2 separate regions of the Homo sapiens genome follow, and region 2 is linked to region 1. Evidence: chromatin loops called from intact Hi-C (ENCODE). Cell type or tissue: sigmoid colon. All regions are shown on one strand. Each heading gives the region's core, and the rest is flanking DNA. Links, peaks and the distances in the headings are about the cores only.

Region 1 (8,333 bases), core at 199-8,198:
CCCTCACAAAATGACAGATGAGAGGATTTCTAGGTTAACTGGATATTGCAAACAATAGGTGCCAAAGTTTTCTGAAATTGGAGCACCTCTTTATGGATTGACTGTCTTCAGTGAGGGATTCTCTCCTTTGAAAGTCCAAACATAAAGACCTCCTGGAACCTGAAATCAGTTCTTCAACAGCCTCCTTCCCAAAGCACCCCAACTGTAGAAAGCCATTTTGTCTATTTGTGCGAGAGCGATGTAGAGAAGCCCTTGGGCCTTCAACTTCATGGAAACCATGAAAACCCCATTATTTGCTGTAGCCTCACTCTTGACCTGTTTAAAAGGCTTATTTCTATTGGTTTAGGGCATTAGCTGTCACTGCAAAACTTGATGATGCTTCTGCCAAACTAGCTCTAGGCTCATTCCCCGCCTGACCTCATGGTTTCTCATGCAACACAAACATTACTAATTTGGGGTTTTTTTTTGTTTGTTTTTTTGTTTTTTGAGACGGAGTCTCGCTCTGTCACCCAGGCTGGAGTGCAGTGGCGCGATCTCGGCTCACTGCAAGCTCCGCCTCCCGGGTTCACGCCATTCTCCTGCCTCAACCTCCCGAGTAGCTGGGACTACAGGCACCCGCCACCACGCCAGGTTAATTTTTTGTATTTTTAGTAGAGACGGGGTTTCACCGTGTTAGCCAGGATGGTCTCAATCTCTGACCTCGTGATCTGCCAGCCTCGGCCTCCCAAAGTGCTGGGATTACAGGCATGAGCCATGGCGCCCGGACTTTTTTTTTTTTTTTTTTTTTTTTTTTAAAGACAGAGTCTTGTTCTGTCGCCCACGCTGGAGTGCAATGGCATGATTTCGGCTCACTGCAACTTCTGCCTCCTAGGTTCAAGCGATTCTCCTGCCTCAACCTCCCGAGTAGCTGGGATTACAGGCACACACCACCACGCCCTGCTAATTTTTGTAATTTTAGTAGAAACAGGGTTTCACCATGTTGGCCAGGCTGGTCTCAAACTCCTGCCCCCAGGTGATCCACCCATGAAAAAATCTGGTTGAATCTTTACTCTCATAATCTCTGGTGCTCTCAAAATGGCCACTTGCTGGCACCAAATTATTTAAAATGGATATTAGCTAAATTTCTCCATGAAATTACTCATTATAATATAGACAAATTGGTCACTATCTTAAATCCACATCCGTGGGAAAACTAAAAAGACAGCTGAGCGGTGGGGCATGGTGGCTCATACCTGTAATCCCAGCACTTTAAGAGGCTGAGGCAGGAGGATTGCTTGAGGTTATGAGTTTGAGACCAGCCTAGGCAATCTTGTAAGACCCTATCTGTACAAAAAATTTAAAAAATTAGCTGTGCATTGTGGCGCGTTCTTGTAGTCCTAGCTACTTGGGAGGCTAAGGCAGGAGGATAGCTTGAGCCTAAGAGTTCAAGGCTATAGTGAGCCATGACTGCACTCCAGCCTGGGTGACAGAGTGAAAAGCCCTGTCTCTAAAAAAACAAAAACCAAAAAGGACAGCTGAGGATATTTTCAGGTTATGTGTCGCCTGTCAACAACATAATCCTGGAAAAATTCTAATGTCATCTTTTGTTCCTCTATAGATAATGTGCCTTTTTCCTCTGGATGCTTTTAAGATTTTTTTCTGTATCACTGGTTTTGAACAATTTAATTATGATGTTCCTCAGTATTTTTTTTTTTCACATTTCTTGTGCTTAAGGTTTGTGTAACATCTTAGATTTTAGATCTTGATTTTTTCTAGTGTTCATCAAATTTTCTTCAAAAATGTTTTAGTTGTTTCAGACAGGAGAGTAGCCTAGTCCCTAGTACTTTATTCTGACTGGAAGTGAAAGTCTCATGAATGTAGTTTTGAAAATCATAGTTCCTTAGACACAGTAAGGAAACCAATGGCCTCAGCCTCTCCCACTTCTGCTTGCCAGGAGCCTCTTGTCTCTCGGGCTTTTTCTTCTGGCACGTGTTTCTGTATTTCTAAACAGCATGCTTATTTTCTCCTTTCTCCCTCCCACCCCCTCTCATTTTAGATATTGTCTTAGTCAATTTGGGCTGCTGTAACAAAATACCATGGACTGGGTGGCTTTTAAACAACAAAAATTTATTGCACACAATTTTGGTGGCTGGGAAGTCCAAGGTGCTGAGAGATTTGGTATCTGGAGAGGGCCCTCATAGATGGTGCCTTCTCACTGGGTCCTCGCATGGTAGCGGGGGTGTATATGCTCCCTTGGACCTCTTTCATAAGGGCACTAATCTCACTTATGAGGGTACATCATCATGACCTAATCACCTTCCAATGGCCCTATCTCCTAATACCAGCACCTTTAGGGTTAGGATTTGCACAATGAACTTTAGGGAGTTGCAAACATTCAGACCATAAAAGATACTGTTTATTTCTGGAAGATGACTGTATAGCACTCTCTCTCTCTCTCTCTTTTAAATCTTTGGAGACAGGGTCTCCCTCTGTTGCCCAGGCTGGAGTGCAGTGGTATGATCTTGGCTCACTGCAGCCTCAATCCACTGGGCTCAGGAGATCCTCCTACCTCAGCTTCCCAAGTAGGTAGGACTACAGGTGCATGCCACCATGCTTGGTGTTTTGGTTTTTGAAGAGATAAGAACTCGTTATCCCATTATGTTGCCCAGGCTGGTCTTAAGCTCCTGGCCTCAAGCAATCCTCCCACCTTGGCCTCCCAAAATGGGGGAATTACAGGTGTGAGCCGCTGTGCCTGGCCTGAGTATAGCTAACAGTTTTTTTTTTTTTTTTTTTTTTTTTGAGATGGAGTCTCACTCTGTCACCCAGGCTGGAGTGCAGTGGCATGATCTCAGCTCACTGCAATCTCCAGCTCCTGGGCTCAAGTGATTCTTGTGCCTCAGCCTCCTGAGTAGCTGAGACTACAGCCGCATGCCACCTTGCCTGGCTAATTTTTGTATTTTTCGTAGAGATGGGATTTCACTGTGTTGGCCAGGCTGGTCTTGAACTCCTAACCTCAGGTGATCCGCCCACCTTGTCTTCCCAAAGTGCTGGGATTACAAGCATGAGCCACTGTGCCTGGCCAACACTTCTTATCCTATGCCTTCCTTCTCCACATCCTGCCAATACAACTATATCTTATATCATCATTTTTTATCAGAACAATATTCGGAGTTTATATTATCATGACTAGGACTTTATTTACAACGGTGCCAAATAATGCCTTATGGTTATCTTTTATTTACTATACTACTTTTTATTTTAACTTAGCATTATTGTCTTATATTTGTATTTGTCTGTCTTCCTAAGTGCCTATGACCAATTCATCCCCTACTCTCCACCCTCTCAGTTTACTAAGTGATCTGTCAATTGCATGGTCTTAGGCTCTGTCCACCGAAGCCTGCTGCTCTGTTGTGCAGTTTTGCCTGTGATCTGTAGGCCTGCTCTGCAGCTGTTATTCCCAGACCTCCCTTCACAAACATCCAGGGGATTTTTAAACTTCCTTTCCTTGTTGAATCTCTTGTTTCCTGCATCCACTTTTTTGAGGGAAGAAATGCAGGGGGCAGGGCAAAGACAGTGTCCAGAGAGCATGAAATCTGAAATCTCAGTTCACAGTGCCAACTCTTACGACACAGGGTTCTGTAATCATGCATGAGTCACTGTTTTTCTTCCTACTTCAGAGAACTTCAAATTTTGCCAGCAATGCCCAGCATCCATTACTGCAGGCATTCTATTTTGGTGTCATCAACTTCCCTGCTCAAGTTTTCAGTGCACTTGGCATTCCTTCTGCGTACATGTTGAGGTTTAAATTTCTGGATTTCGGCCGGGCGTGGTGGCTCACGCCTGTAATCCCAGCAATTTGGGAGGCTGAAGCGGGTGGATCACCTGAGGTCAGGAGTTCGAGACCAGCCTGGCTAACATGGCGAAACCCTGTCTCTACTAAAAATACAAAAATTAGCTGGGCATGGTGGCTTGTGCCTGTAGTCCCAGCTACTCAGAAGGCTGAGGAAGGAGAATCACTTGAACCCAGGAGGCAGAGGTTGCAGTGAGCTGAGATCACACCACTGCACTACAGCCTGGGCAATAGAGCGAGGCTCTGTCTCAAAAAAATCAAAATAAATAAATAAATAAATTTCTGGATTTTAAAAAACTCACTATTGTTTTTCAATAATCTATGAGGGGTGAAGGAGGTACAGACATCTTTCTTGGGATTCTTAAGTTAGAATCTCCTGTTATTCTTCTAATTAGAAAAAGGATTAATGATGTTAAAAAAGACAAATCTTATTGTTAATGGCTCTGCAAACCAACAACACAAAAATATTTAGAGAAAAGTGCTGAAGGAAATGCATTAGAATGCTAAATCTTTAAATGGTGAATCTATAAGTGTTCTTTTTCTTTAATTCTGCCTTTGGTTTTTCTTTCTTTGACACATTGAGCACATATTACTTTTACTGCTGGGAAAAATGTAAGTTGAAATAAAAACAACATAGAAAACACTGAATCTGCTTTTAGAAAATGACTACCATGATATGTGTGTGTATGCGTGCGCACATGTGCATACGCATGGGTGTTTTAGCGGAATCTAATCTAATCTGTGTGTCTCTCAGAGTTGGGAGGTAGAGCCTTAGGGCTTTAACTAGAGATGAAAAGACATACATGGAACAATGGATGGAGTCCTGCAGGGAACCATTGTCTGCCTGAGCAGAAAGCTTGTACTTGTATAACAGTGCCTGGGAAAAAAAATGAAAACTCATTTCATTTTGGGATAATTTTATTGTAAAGTATACCACACATACAACAGAGAATAAAACTTTATTACATAGTTAAAAAAATATTAAAATAAACACACATGTATTCACTCCAGATTAAGAAATACATTTCTAGAAGCTAAGAAGCTTCCTGTATATTTCTCCCCTATTTCTCTGTCTCCCTAATTCCACCCTCTTCCTCCCCAAACAGAGGTAGCCACTATTTTGAATGTTCTATTATTTCCTTACTTTTCTTTATGATATTACTACCTATATATGTCTCCCTAAATAACACATTATTTAGTTTTACCTGTTTTTGAACTTCATATAAATGGAATCATAATAGATGTATTCTGTGGTTTGTGTATTTTTTACAACATTATATTCTTAGAGTTCATTCAAAATAGTGCATGTAGGCTGGGCGCGGTGGCTTACGCCTGTAATGCCAGTATATTGGGAGGCCAAGGCGGGCAGATCACCGGAGGTCAGGAGTTCAAGACCAGCCTGGCAAACATGGTGAAACCCTGTCTCTACTAAAAATACAAAAATTAGCCGGGAATGGTGGCAGGCACCTGTAGTCCCAGATCCTCGGGAGGCTGAGGCAGGAGAATCGCTTGAACCTGGGAGGCAGAGTTTACACTGAGCCGAGATCACACCACTGCACTCCAGCCTGGGCAACAAGAAGTAGACTCCATCTCAAAAAACAAAACAAAATAGTGCATGTAATAGTGAAAGTGGATGTCATTTTCCATATTGAGAATGACTTTATTACTGTGTATTTCCAATTTTTTGCTATTTTGAACAGCAATCCTTTGAAAATTCTTGTTCATCTCTCCAGGATATCTGCTTTTTTTTTTCTGTTTTAATCTCACAAAACACTACCAGTTTGGTTCTTTTACACCTGTTTCAGAGTATATGCAAGTAGGTTAAAACAATTTTCCTAAAGACACAAAGCTGGCAAATACTGGGAGTTTGAACTCAGGGTTTCCTCATTCCACAGCCCAAGTGATTTACTATTACACGATGCCACCTTCCTTTTAGTGATTGCCTTGTGGCACAGCTGCATGAAATTGTGGATACTGAGGTCAATCAGGTCATAAAAAGCCTCTTTTGATCTGATTTCATGCTTATCAAGCAGCCTTCTGAAATCTGGCTTCACATACTCTACACCAGGGGTCCCCCTGGCCCTGGACCAGTACCTGACTGTGGCCTGTTAGGAACCAGGCTGAACAGCAGGAGGTGAGTGTAAGTGAGCATTACCGCCTGAGCTTTGCCTCCTGTCGTATCAGCGGTGGCATTAGATTCTCATAGGAACATGAACCCTATTGTGAACTGTGCATGTGAGGGATCTAGGCTGCGCACTCCTTATGAGAATCTAACTAATGCCTGGTGATCTGAGGTAGAACAGTGCCATCCTGAAACCATCTCCTCACCAACCCCCAACCCCCATCCGTGAAAAAATTGTCTTCCAAGAAACTGATCCTGGGGACCACTGCTCTAAATCTACAGGAAGGAATGAGATGCTTTGAAATAAACACCTGAGCTCCCCCATATTTACATTTCCCACTGAACAGTAATCAAGTATCACTGTGACTCAGCTATTTCTGTTTTGAGTTTGGGGTACGAAATCACCTTCCCTCAGAAGGGAACTTTGGGGTCCTAAAAAGATTAATTTTATGGTCCTGACATGTCGAAGACTAGGTCTTAGATACAATTAATTTCACCAAGGACCTGCCATTCCAGTGGCAATTCTTGGCAGCCGGACAGGTGGCTTTTCCTGGCAACACCCCAACAAAAACTTGAGCTCTTTTGCCAATGTTTACATTGTGTACTCATGATTTATTATCTACTGGATCTCAGATCCTTTGTTCCCGCTGGAGTAAAGCAATTTTTTTTTTTTTGCACTAGTGCTTGATGTCTTGTGGAGTTACTATGGAGCAAGCTGAATAACTGCAGCCTGGTGCTGAGATGTTGGGCTCAGTCTTGCCTATGCCCCTTGTCACTGAAAATGCCCCTGCTCACAGAAACACAGCTAGGATGTATATATATGATTTTTTTTTGACAAGATGGAAACCGTTTGGATTAGGGGAAGCTGACGTCGTTGCTATGTATCTGTTCCATAGCAACAATGACAGGTTGCCAACTCAATCAGATGTGTCCCCTCCCAATATTAGGCTACAAAATAATCTGAAAATTGCCCAAGTCTCAGGGAGAGGAGAAAGACAAAGAATCAAGAAAAACAATAAATATTAGCACACCCCAGAGATACTTCTGACCACGAAAGCTTTCTCATTGCTTTCCAGCTCCAGTCCACAAATATCAATGTAAAATTTTCTATTTTCTGCAGGTGACCTGCGAGACTCTGCCACTTTGAGAACTTGGCAGATAGTTACTAAATACACAGCATAAATATAACCTGTTGGTCATTTCTGTGGTGGTGGTGTGCTTCCAGCAGACTCAGCTCCTCAACTCACCTTACAAGCTTAATTCATGTATAAATCTGACCTCAAGCTATGTGGGAATTTCATTCATCCATTTTCACACTGCTGTTAAAGACATACCTGAGACTAATTTATAAAGAAAAAGAGGTTTAATGGACTCACAGTTCCACATGGCTGGGGAGTCCTGACAATCACGGTGGACGGTGAAAGGCACGTCTTACATGGAGGCAGGCAAGATAGAAATGAAAGCCAAGTGAAAGGGGAAACCCTTTATGAAACCATCAGACCTCGTGAGACTTATTCACTACCATGAGAACAAAATGGGGGAAACTGCCCCCCATGACTCAATTATCTCCCACCGGCTTCCTCCTACAACATGTGGGAATTATGGGAGCTACAATTCAAGATGAGATTTGGGTGGGGACACAGTCAAATCATATCAGGAATAAATGAAGGGACCAACCTCAGTAGGATGGCCTTAATCTGTTGGTTTTCCTGCCTCTCCTATTCTTGTCCTGTTCTAATGGTTCTATCTTTCTGTTTTTCAGGAGAACATTTCAGGATAGGAATAGGCCAAGTGCTGAGAAGATGAGTCTTAGGATTGATGTGGATACAAACTTTCCTGAGTGTGTTGTAGATGCAGGAAAAGTCACCCTTGGGACTCAGCAGAGGCAGGAGATGGACCCTCGCCTGCGGGAGAAACAGAATGAAATCATCCTGCGAGCAGTATGTGCTCTGCTGAATTCTGGTGGGGGCATAATCAAGGCTGAGATTGAGAACAAAGGCTACAATTATGAACGTCATGGAGTAGGATTGGATGTGCCTCCAATTTTCAGAAGCCATTTAGATAAGATGCAGAAGGAAAACCACTTTTTGATTTTTGTGAAATCATGGAACACAGAGGCTGGTGTGCCACTTGCTACCTTATGCTCCAATTTGTACCACAGAGAGAGAACATCCACCGATGTCATGGATTCTCAGGAAGCTCTGGCATTCCTCAAATGCAGGACTCAGACTCCAACGAATATTAATGTTTCCAATTCATTAGGTCCACAGGCAGCTCAGGGTAGTGTACAATATGAAGGTAACATAAATGTGTCAGCTGCTGCTTTATTTGATAGAAAGCGGCTTCAGTATCTGGAAAAACTCAACCTTCCTGAGTCCACAC
Region 2 (8,333 bases), core at 161-8,160, 310 kb after region 1:
CTTTTCCTTCTTCAAAGCGTTTTAGTCAAGTCCCTTGGATATGAATAGTTAGGTTGTCAGGCCAGGGAGGACTTCACATCTTGGCTTTGATAGCTCCCAAGCAAATGTTCCTGATACAAAACAACTTGAAATCAGTAACTTAGATTATGCTTTTTCCTGTCTCAGGAAAATTCATCTGGCCATGCTATTGATGATTGCTAAGAACAAGAACCCCGAATTTATTTTAGATGTGTTTATTCACTAAGCATTTCTGTTTATCCACAGTTGTACTTATGTTCACCAGACGCAAGCCTGCATGTTCACCAGACATAAACTGTCAAATAGCAACTAAAGGGGAAAAGTTGGTCTCTTTACCCCCAGATGCCTCCATCTCACCCCCAATTCTTTCATAGAGATGATCCAAAGAGTGTAAATAGAATAGTGACCAAGGGCTCCATTATGCCACTACCTGACTCCGTGTAAGTTTCCTCACTTTCATTCATTCTTTCATTCGATCAGCTATTTTGGGGATCCTAAGGTGTTCAGATCTCAGCTCTGCCACATTCTAGCTATGAAAACTTTGTTAAACTAACCTAAGCCTCCAATTTCTTCTGTGTAAACTGGAGATAATAACAGAGCCTCCTCCACAGAGTATTTGCCAGAATGAAGTGAAATGATACACATAAAGAGTAAATGTGTGTTAACATGTGCTCTTTGCCGCATATGGTGCCCGGCATGTAATGCCATTTTCATTCAATAATCAATTGTCGGCTAAGCGCAGTGGCTCACGCCTGTAATCCCACCACTTTGGGAGGCCAAGGCAGGCGGATCACTTGAGGTCAGGAGTTCAAGACCAGCCTAACCAACATGGCGAAACCTCATCTCTATTAAAAATACAAACATTAGCTGGGCATGGTGGCATGCGCCTGTAATCCCAGCTACTTGGGAGGCTGAGGCATGAGAATCACTTGAACCCAGGAGGCAGAGGTTGCAGTGAGCCGAGATCGCACCACTGCATTCTAGCCTGGGTGACAGAGCGAGACTCTGTCTCAAATAATAATAATGATAATCAATTGTTGAGCGCTTACAATGTTTTAAACATGGTGCTACAATCTGGGGCTACCCATCAAAATAAAAGCTCTTATTTAGTAACTGCCTTCCTTGAGCCAAATATGCAACTTTCCTTCTCAAATATAATCCTCAGAATAACTTGCAAGAAGTGTTATTTTCACATTACATAAATGAAAAAAACTGAGTTCATTGAGGTAAAGCACAAAGTTACACATCTAGCAAGTGGCAGAGCTGAGAGCTGAACACTGACCTATCTGAATCCAAAGCCCAGTTACTCTCATCCTGCCAGAAAGCCTTACTATTAGCTGGAAGAATAAGACACACGTCCCTGCTGGGCTCGGTGGCTCACGACTGTAATCCCAGCACTTTCGGAGGCCAAGGTGGGTGGGTGGATCACTTGAGGTCAAGAGTTCGAGACCAGCCTGGCCAACATGGCGAAACCCCATCTCTACTAAAAATAAAAGAATCAGCCGGGTGTGGTAGTGCATGCCTGTAATCCCACCTATTTGGGAGGCTGAGCCAGGAGAATTGCTTGAGCCCAGGAGGCAGGGGTTGCAGTGAGCTGAGATCATTCACAATCTAAAGAGGGAAAACATGTACTAAACAACTCATAACAATACAACATACACAATAACATCAACTGAGCACTCTATGTATTAGGCATTGTTGTCATTGATCTTGTAACAGTTCTATTAGGTAGATGCTATTATTAGCCTCCTTTTTACAAATAGTGATACTGAAGAACAAAGAATTCAAGTTACTTGCCAAAATAGTCCACATACATGACCACTACGCTCTAGTACCACTCTAAAGAGTTTGCAATGTATGAGCAGTGTTCTCTAGGTGTTCTGAGGAGTGACAATAACTATGAGTGAGCATCAGAAAAGATTTCCTAGATGAGATGATTTGTGAGCTGGAACCTGTAAGTAAGAAAGCAACAGGTTTCCCCCTCTCTTCCTTTCTCCGCCATCGTGGTATGTGCTTGACTCTGCTTCTTGCCATGTCTTCTCACAAGACGTTTAGGATTAAGCAATTCCTGGCCAAGAAACAAAAGCAAAATCGTCCCATTCCCCAGTGGATTCAGATAAAAATTGGTAATAAAATCAGGTACAACTCCAAAAGGAGACATTGGAGAAGAACCAAGCTGGGTCTATAAGGAATTGCACATGAGATGGCACACGTATTTATGATGTCTGAAGGTCACAATCACATTATCATATCAACCTGAAAATGTCACCACTATCTGGAGAGTTGGACATGTTTTATTGGGGACATATTTTTTCTCTCTGAATCTGTTATGAACGCTTTGGTTGGCTGAGTTCAGTAATAAATATGTGAGACCTTTCATTTCAAAAAAAAAAAAGAAAGCAAGCAAGCAACAGGTTGAGAGAAAGGGAGATGGATGGGAGAAAGATAAACCAGGTAGAGGAAATAGCACGCGCAAAGGCACATTGTCTTCACTGTCTAATCTCTCCAATCCTTAACGAACGAAAGAGGCCTTGAGTGGGTCTGGTACAGAAGACTCTCCATTTTACTTCTTCATGTCCTTTTACCCATTCCTGTCTAACATTCATCACAATCCTCATTCGCCTTTCATATGCCACTCCTCTATTTCCACTGCCAATCTAATTTAAGCTCCTATTAGCTCTCACCTGGACCATTGCAATAGCTTTCCCTCCTTTCGCTCTCTGCCCCCCACCAATCTAAACACAGTTGAGGCCGGGCACGGTGGCTCACGCCTGTAATCCCAGCACTGTGGGAGGCCGAGGCGGTAGGATCACCTGAGGTCAGGAGTTCAAGACCAGCCTGGCCAACACGTTGAAACCCCGTCTCTACAAAAGTACAAAAATTAGCCCGGCATGATGATGGGTGTCTGTAATACAGCTACTCGGGAGGCTGAGGCACGAGAACCGCTTGAACCTGGGAGGCGGAGGTTGCAGTGAGCCGAGATCGCGCCACTACACTGCAGCCTGGGCGACAGAGCGAAACTCCATCTCAGGAAAATAAATAAATAAATAAATAAATAAATAAATAAATAAATAAAATCAGCCGGGCGTGGTGACGCCTGCCTGTAATCCAAGCTGCTCAGAAGGCCGAAGCAGGAGAATAGCCTGAGCCTGGGAGGCGGAAGTGGCAGTGAGCCGAGATCGCGCCACTGCACTCCAGCCTGGGCGACTTGAGTGAGACCCTGTCACAAAAAAAAAAAAAAAAAAAACCCAAAACCATTTCTTCCCGCAATCCCAGGGCACACACACTATAATCCTGCCTCAAATGCTCATTCCCAGTTATGAAACAGGGTACAGGCAAAACCACTCTGCCTAACAGTCACCCCGACGGCCGACGGCGAGGAATTGTGGAGGGGGCGGGGGAGAATTGCTCAGAACTTGGAAAGCGACTGGTCTCTCAGGATAGAGACCGCGACGCAAAGAAGTGACGGAAAAGATGCGTCCGCCATCCCTTTTGCTCCACCCCTGACGTTGGCCTCGGCCTTCGATTGGCTGCTCCTCCCACCAGCCCCGCCTCAGGGGCGCCCACGTGACCCGATGGCCGCCGTGGGATTGGTTGTTCGGCGAGAGCCGCGCTAGGCTGTAAGACCTGAGCCGGGCGGAGAAGCAAAGGAGAGGGAAGCTGGAAGCACCTTTGGCCCGGGACAGAAATCTGGAGAGCTTGGCTACCTCCATCCTCCTCAGGCCGGAGCAGGCTTCCTGAGAGAGTCCAGGTCGTAGGAGTTTTACGACTTAGAAAAGCGGGCTGCAGATTCCTTCCTGGGTGTTTGGTTCAAGCCTTGGCTCCAGCCTCACTCTCAGTCTTCCCGGGAGTTCGTGGGATTTGGACCTTAGATTATTAGTATTATTTTGAGGGCCTCCTGTGTGTAAGCACTGGTTGTGCGCAGATGGCTGTGCAGAGGGCCATGAGGTAGAGGCTGGGGAAATGAGGGCTTGGAGGTGCTTGAGGTATGGTCTTTACCTACGTGAAATGTTGGAGGTAAGTCGGATTTATAACTTGTGTTGATGCTTTTATAATCTAGGAGCTTAGGGTTTAGTAGGAAGAGTCGCTCATTCAATGAATTAAACGCTCATTCCTATGTACTAGGCACCATTCCGAGTGCAGTGGCTACAAAGACTAGTAGAACATAGTCCTGGTTCTTTAGGAACTCTGTGATTGGGCAAGTGGGAGAGAGGGCGGAAAACGTGAACTGGTGAGTAGTTGGCGTGTGATGCGTGCCGTAGTGGAAGAAAGTGCTGTGAGAGTTAGAAGAGGGGGATGATTGAAGGAATTAAGGACATTTAACAGAAAGTGATATTTGAGTAAAGTTTATTTTTGTTTTGTTTTTTTTTTTTTTTTGAGACGGGAGTCTCGCTCTGCCTCCCAGGTTGGAGTCCAGTGGCGCTATCTCGGCTCACTGCAACCGCCGCCTCCCGGGTTCAAGCAGTTCTCAGCCTCAGCCTCCCAAGTAGCTGGGATTACAGGCGCACACCACCACGCCCGGCTAATTTTTGCGTTTTTAGTAGAGATGGGGTTTCACCATGTTGGCCAGGCTGGTCTTGAACTCCTGACCTCGTGATCCACCCGCCTCGGCCTCCCAAAGTGCTGGGATTACAGGCCAAAGCCACCGCTCCCGGCCTTGAGTAAAGTTTAAAAAGTATACTTAGGGTGGGTATTTATCCCTCCATGAAAGCGCCTTTTACTCAGCCAGCACAGAGCCATCCCTTTGCCCTTCCAGATGCCTGACTGGGACCTTGCTTATGGATGTGTGAGCTTTTAATCTCTGGCTGTAATCTTACCCACTTCAACCTAAACTTGGAATGATTACTCTTGACCCTTTTTTTGAGTGATAAGGCAAATCTCCCCACACCTGGGCATTTTAAAGTTATATACTGTATGTTTAAATATCCCCCTTAAAAAGCCTGAGCTATATAACAATCTAGATGTGTCTATCTTACTCTTTTCCCACAAACTAAGAATCCAAATAATGTTAAAAATCTTTAAAAAAAAAAAAAAAAGTATACTCAGGTTTTCTCCCCATCGAAAGGGGTGGAGAAAGCACTCCAGGAACTAGGAAAATGTACCTGCCGCATGTGGCTGGAGCACATGGGAGGTTTGCCCAGCTGATGATGAAGCAGATAGGGAGTTCAACTTGTAAAGATCTTGAATTACATGGTAGTCTGGCTGTCTGGATCTTAAAATACAAAGTGAAATAGGTACCACAAAACAGGTATTAAGGTGCTTTCATAATTCAGAAGGAGGACAGATACTTCCTGTTGGATTGATGAAAAAAGGCTTCATGCAAAAGATGGCATTTTGAAGGGTTGCAAACTGCAGGGATAGGATTTTGAAGTACAGGAAGGATTTCTACACAGGGGGAAAGACTTTCTAGATGGAGGGCATAAGGTCAAATAGAGCCAATATGAGGACTAAGGAATAATCTGGGTTGATTAGACTGTAAGATATGTTTGGGGGCCCGGCACGGTGGCTCACACCTATAATCCCAGCACCTGGGAGGCCAAGGCAGGTGGATCACTTGAGGTCAGGAGTTTAAGACCAGTCTGGCCAACATGGCGAAACCCTGTCTCTACTAAAAATACAAAAATTAGTTGGGCATGGTGGCTCATGCCTGTAATCCCACCTACTTGGGAAGCTGAGGCAGGAGAATCGCTTGAACCCAGGAGGCTGAGTTTGCAGTGAGCTGAGATTGCACCACTGCACTGCAGCCTGGGCGACAGAGCGAGACTCTATCTCAAACAAACAAACAAACAAAAGACATGTTTGGGTTATTTATGGTGTATTTAAGGATAAATATTGGTCTGTTTTGAAACATCTTGATTGCTAAACAAAGTCGTTAGGACTTTATTTCCTAGACTATGGGGAGCAACTGAATGCTTGTGAGTAATCACACCTCCATATATAAGGGTTAGTATGTGTGTAAGATTCAAAGTACATTGGATGGGAGAGAAACTGGAGGCAGGAGGCCCATTGAGATAGCAGTATTGTCTGCCAGAAGGAACGTGGGTTTTAGAGCCAAGCACTCATTGGTTCAGAGCTTGGCTTTGCTCACAAGTTTCATTATTTTTGGCAGATTTATTTAAGTTATTAAGCTCTGATCTCTGTCTCAAAAGAGGGAAAGTAACTGATGAAGTGCCTGTTACACAATGGTTATGCTTGAATGCTTAAACAGAGGCTGAGGCCTCTGTTTTCTTTTTCTTTCTTTCTTTCTCTTTCTTTCTTTCTTTCTTTCTTTCTTTCTTTCTTTCTCTTTCTTTTTTTCCTTCTTTCCTTCTTTCCTTCTTTCCTTCCTTCCTTCTTTCCTTCCTTCCTTCTTTCCTTCTTTCTTTCTTTCTTTTTCTTTCTTTCTTTCTTTTTTTTTTTTTTTTTTGAGACAGGATCTCACTCTTGTCGCCCAGGCTGGAGTGCAGTGGTGCAATCTCAGCTCACTGCAACCTCCGCCTCCCAGGTTCAAGCTGTTGTCCTGCCTCAGCCTCTTGAGTAGCTGGCATTACAGGCGCCTGCCATCATGCCCGGCTAATTTTTGTACTTTTAATAGAGACGGGGTTTCGCCACGTTGGCCAGGCTGGTCTGGAACTCCTGGCCTCAGGGGACCTGCCTGCCTCGGCCTCCCAAAGTGCTGGGATTAGAGGTGCGAACCACTGCGCCTGACCTAGTTTTCCTCTTTATGGAGCTTAGTTGCTGAATAGTGAACACAGACCAATAGCTGTCAGTTTTAACTAGGGAATATCAGTCTATTGATGTTTATAGATGGCTGAAGGCAGTATATGGTGGCCCCAGAATTTTAGATACTGACAATATCATTTTGAAAGTCTGGAGAGGCCAGGTGCGGTGGCTCATGCCTGTAATCCCAGCACTTTCAGAGGCCGAGGTGGGCAGATCACTTGAAGTCAGGAGTTCAAGACCAGCCTGGCCAACATGGCAAAACCCCATTTCTACTGAAAATGCAAAAATTAGCTAGGCCTGGTTGTGCATGCCTGTAATCCCAGCTACCTGGGAGGCTGAGGTGGGAGGACTGCTTGAACCCAGGAGGCAGAGGCTAAAGTGAGCTGAGATAGTGCCACTGCATTCCAGCCTGGGTGACAGAGTGAGAATCTGTCTCAAAAAATAAAGAGGCCAGGCGCGGTGGCTCACGCCCATAATCCCAGCACTTTGGGAGGTTGAGGTGGGTGGATCACAAGGTCAAGAGTTCAAGACCAGCCTGGCCAATATGGTGAAAGCCCATCTCTACTAAAAAGTGCAAAAATTAGCTGGGTGTGGTGGTGCACGCCTGTAGTCTCAGCTACTCGGGAGGCTGAGGCAGGAGAATCACTTGAACCCGGGAGGTAGAGGTTGCAGTGAGCCGAGATTGTGCCACCGCACTCTAGCCTGGGTGACAGAGTGAGGGAGTGGAGTGGAGTGGAGGTCAGGTTTCTCATTCACAAATTGATTTTTCAGATTGTGAATTACCCATGCTTTGCCCTGCTTTATCTTCCATGTCCTTCCTCATTAGTAAATCTAAAGGTAGTACCCTAGAGAAAAATGAAATTGAACCTTTTATTTAGTTGCTACTGAAAAAATATAAATCTGGTAATCATACCTCAAGTTCTCTTTCCAGCTCTGCAGTTAATTTCCTATGGATCTTCGGCAAATCATAGCCTCTCTGGGTTCTTGGACTCTTCAGATAAAAGATTCTAGTTTAAAAACTTTTATGACTATAATTTTAATCTTTGTTGGCAGAAGAATTATAAATCAAATTGCATATTAAATGAACTGGAGTTTATAAAGAAATTTAGTAGAAAATCTTTTCTAGGCCCGGTGTGGTGGCTCACGCCTGTAATCCCAGCACTTTGGGAGGCCAAGGCTGGCAGATCACTTGAGGTCAGGAGTTCAAGACCAGCCTGGCCAACATGGTGAAACCCCATCTCTACTAAAAATACAAAAATTAGCTGGGCGTGGTGGCACATGCCTGTAGTCCCAGCTATTTGGGAGGCTGAGGCTGCAGTGAGCCGAGATTGCGCCACTGCACTCCAGCCTGGGCGACACAGTGAGACTCCATTTCAAAAAAAAAAATATTTTCTAGGCCAGGTACAGTAGCTCACACCTGTAATCCAGCACTTTGGAAGGCCAAAGAGGGAAGATCACTTGAGCCCAGCAGTTTGAGACCACCCTGGGCAACATGGCAAGACTCTGGGCGTGGTGGTGCTCACCTGAGATGTCAGCTACTCAGAAGGCTGGGGTGGGAGGATTGCTTGAGCCCAGCAGTTTGAGGCCACAGTGAGCCATGATCGTGCCACTGC

Evidence for each region. A loop is a pair of places that touch in the nucleus more often than their neighbours do. Peaks named below come from ENCODE experiments on the same cell type or tissue, not always from the same donor. Only the 100,000 strongest peaks of a DNase experiment are listed, where the experiment ranks them.
Region 2: a loop joins it to region 1, with 2.4 times the contacts of the local background. A loop is called at or near these places in 9 of 110 quality-filtered maps.

What each region holds. Positions count from the first base shown.
Region 1 is chr17:35,250,938-35,259,270 of GRCh38, forward strand. It overlaps SLFN5 (schlafen family member 5), which reads left to right. Exons shown (of 5, transcript NM_144975.4): 2 at 7,714-8,333. The coding sequence starts at 7,754. Among named protein-coding and RNA genes, the nearest start is that of SLFN5, 12 kb to the left of the region's middle. RefSeq lists an enhancer at 5,776-6,975. In sigmoid colon, for the core only: no CTCF peak of the experiment used is centred there; DNase peaks (open chromatin) are centred at 3,694 and 6,524; H3K27ac peaks cover 1,578 bases.
Region 2 is chr17:35,564,467-35,572,799 of GRCh38, forward strand. SNHG30 (small nucleolar RNA host gene 30) reads left to right here and starts at 3,648. Exons shown (of 2, transcript NR_135479.1): 1 at 3,648-4,035. It also overlaps the pseudogene RPL39P32. RefSeq lists enhancers at 3,002-3,684, 3,385-3,514. In sigmoid colon, for the core only: no CTCF peak of the experiment used is centred there; DNase peaks (open chromatin) are centred at 3,155 and 3,565; H3K4me3 peaks cover 1,933 bases; H3K27ac peaks cover 1,206 bases.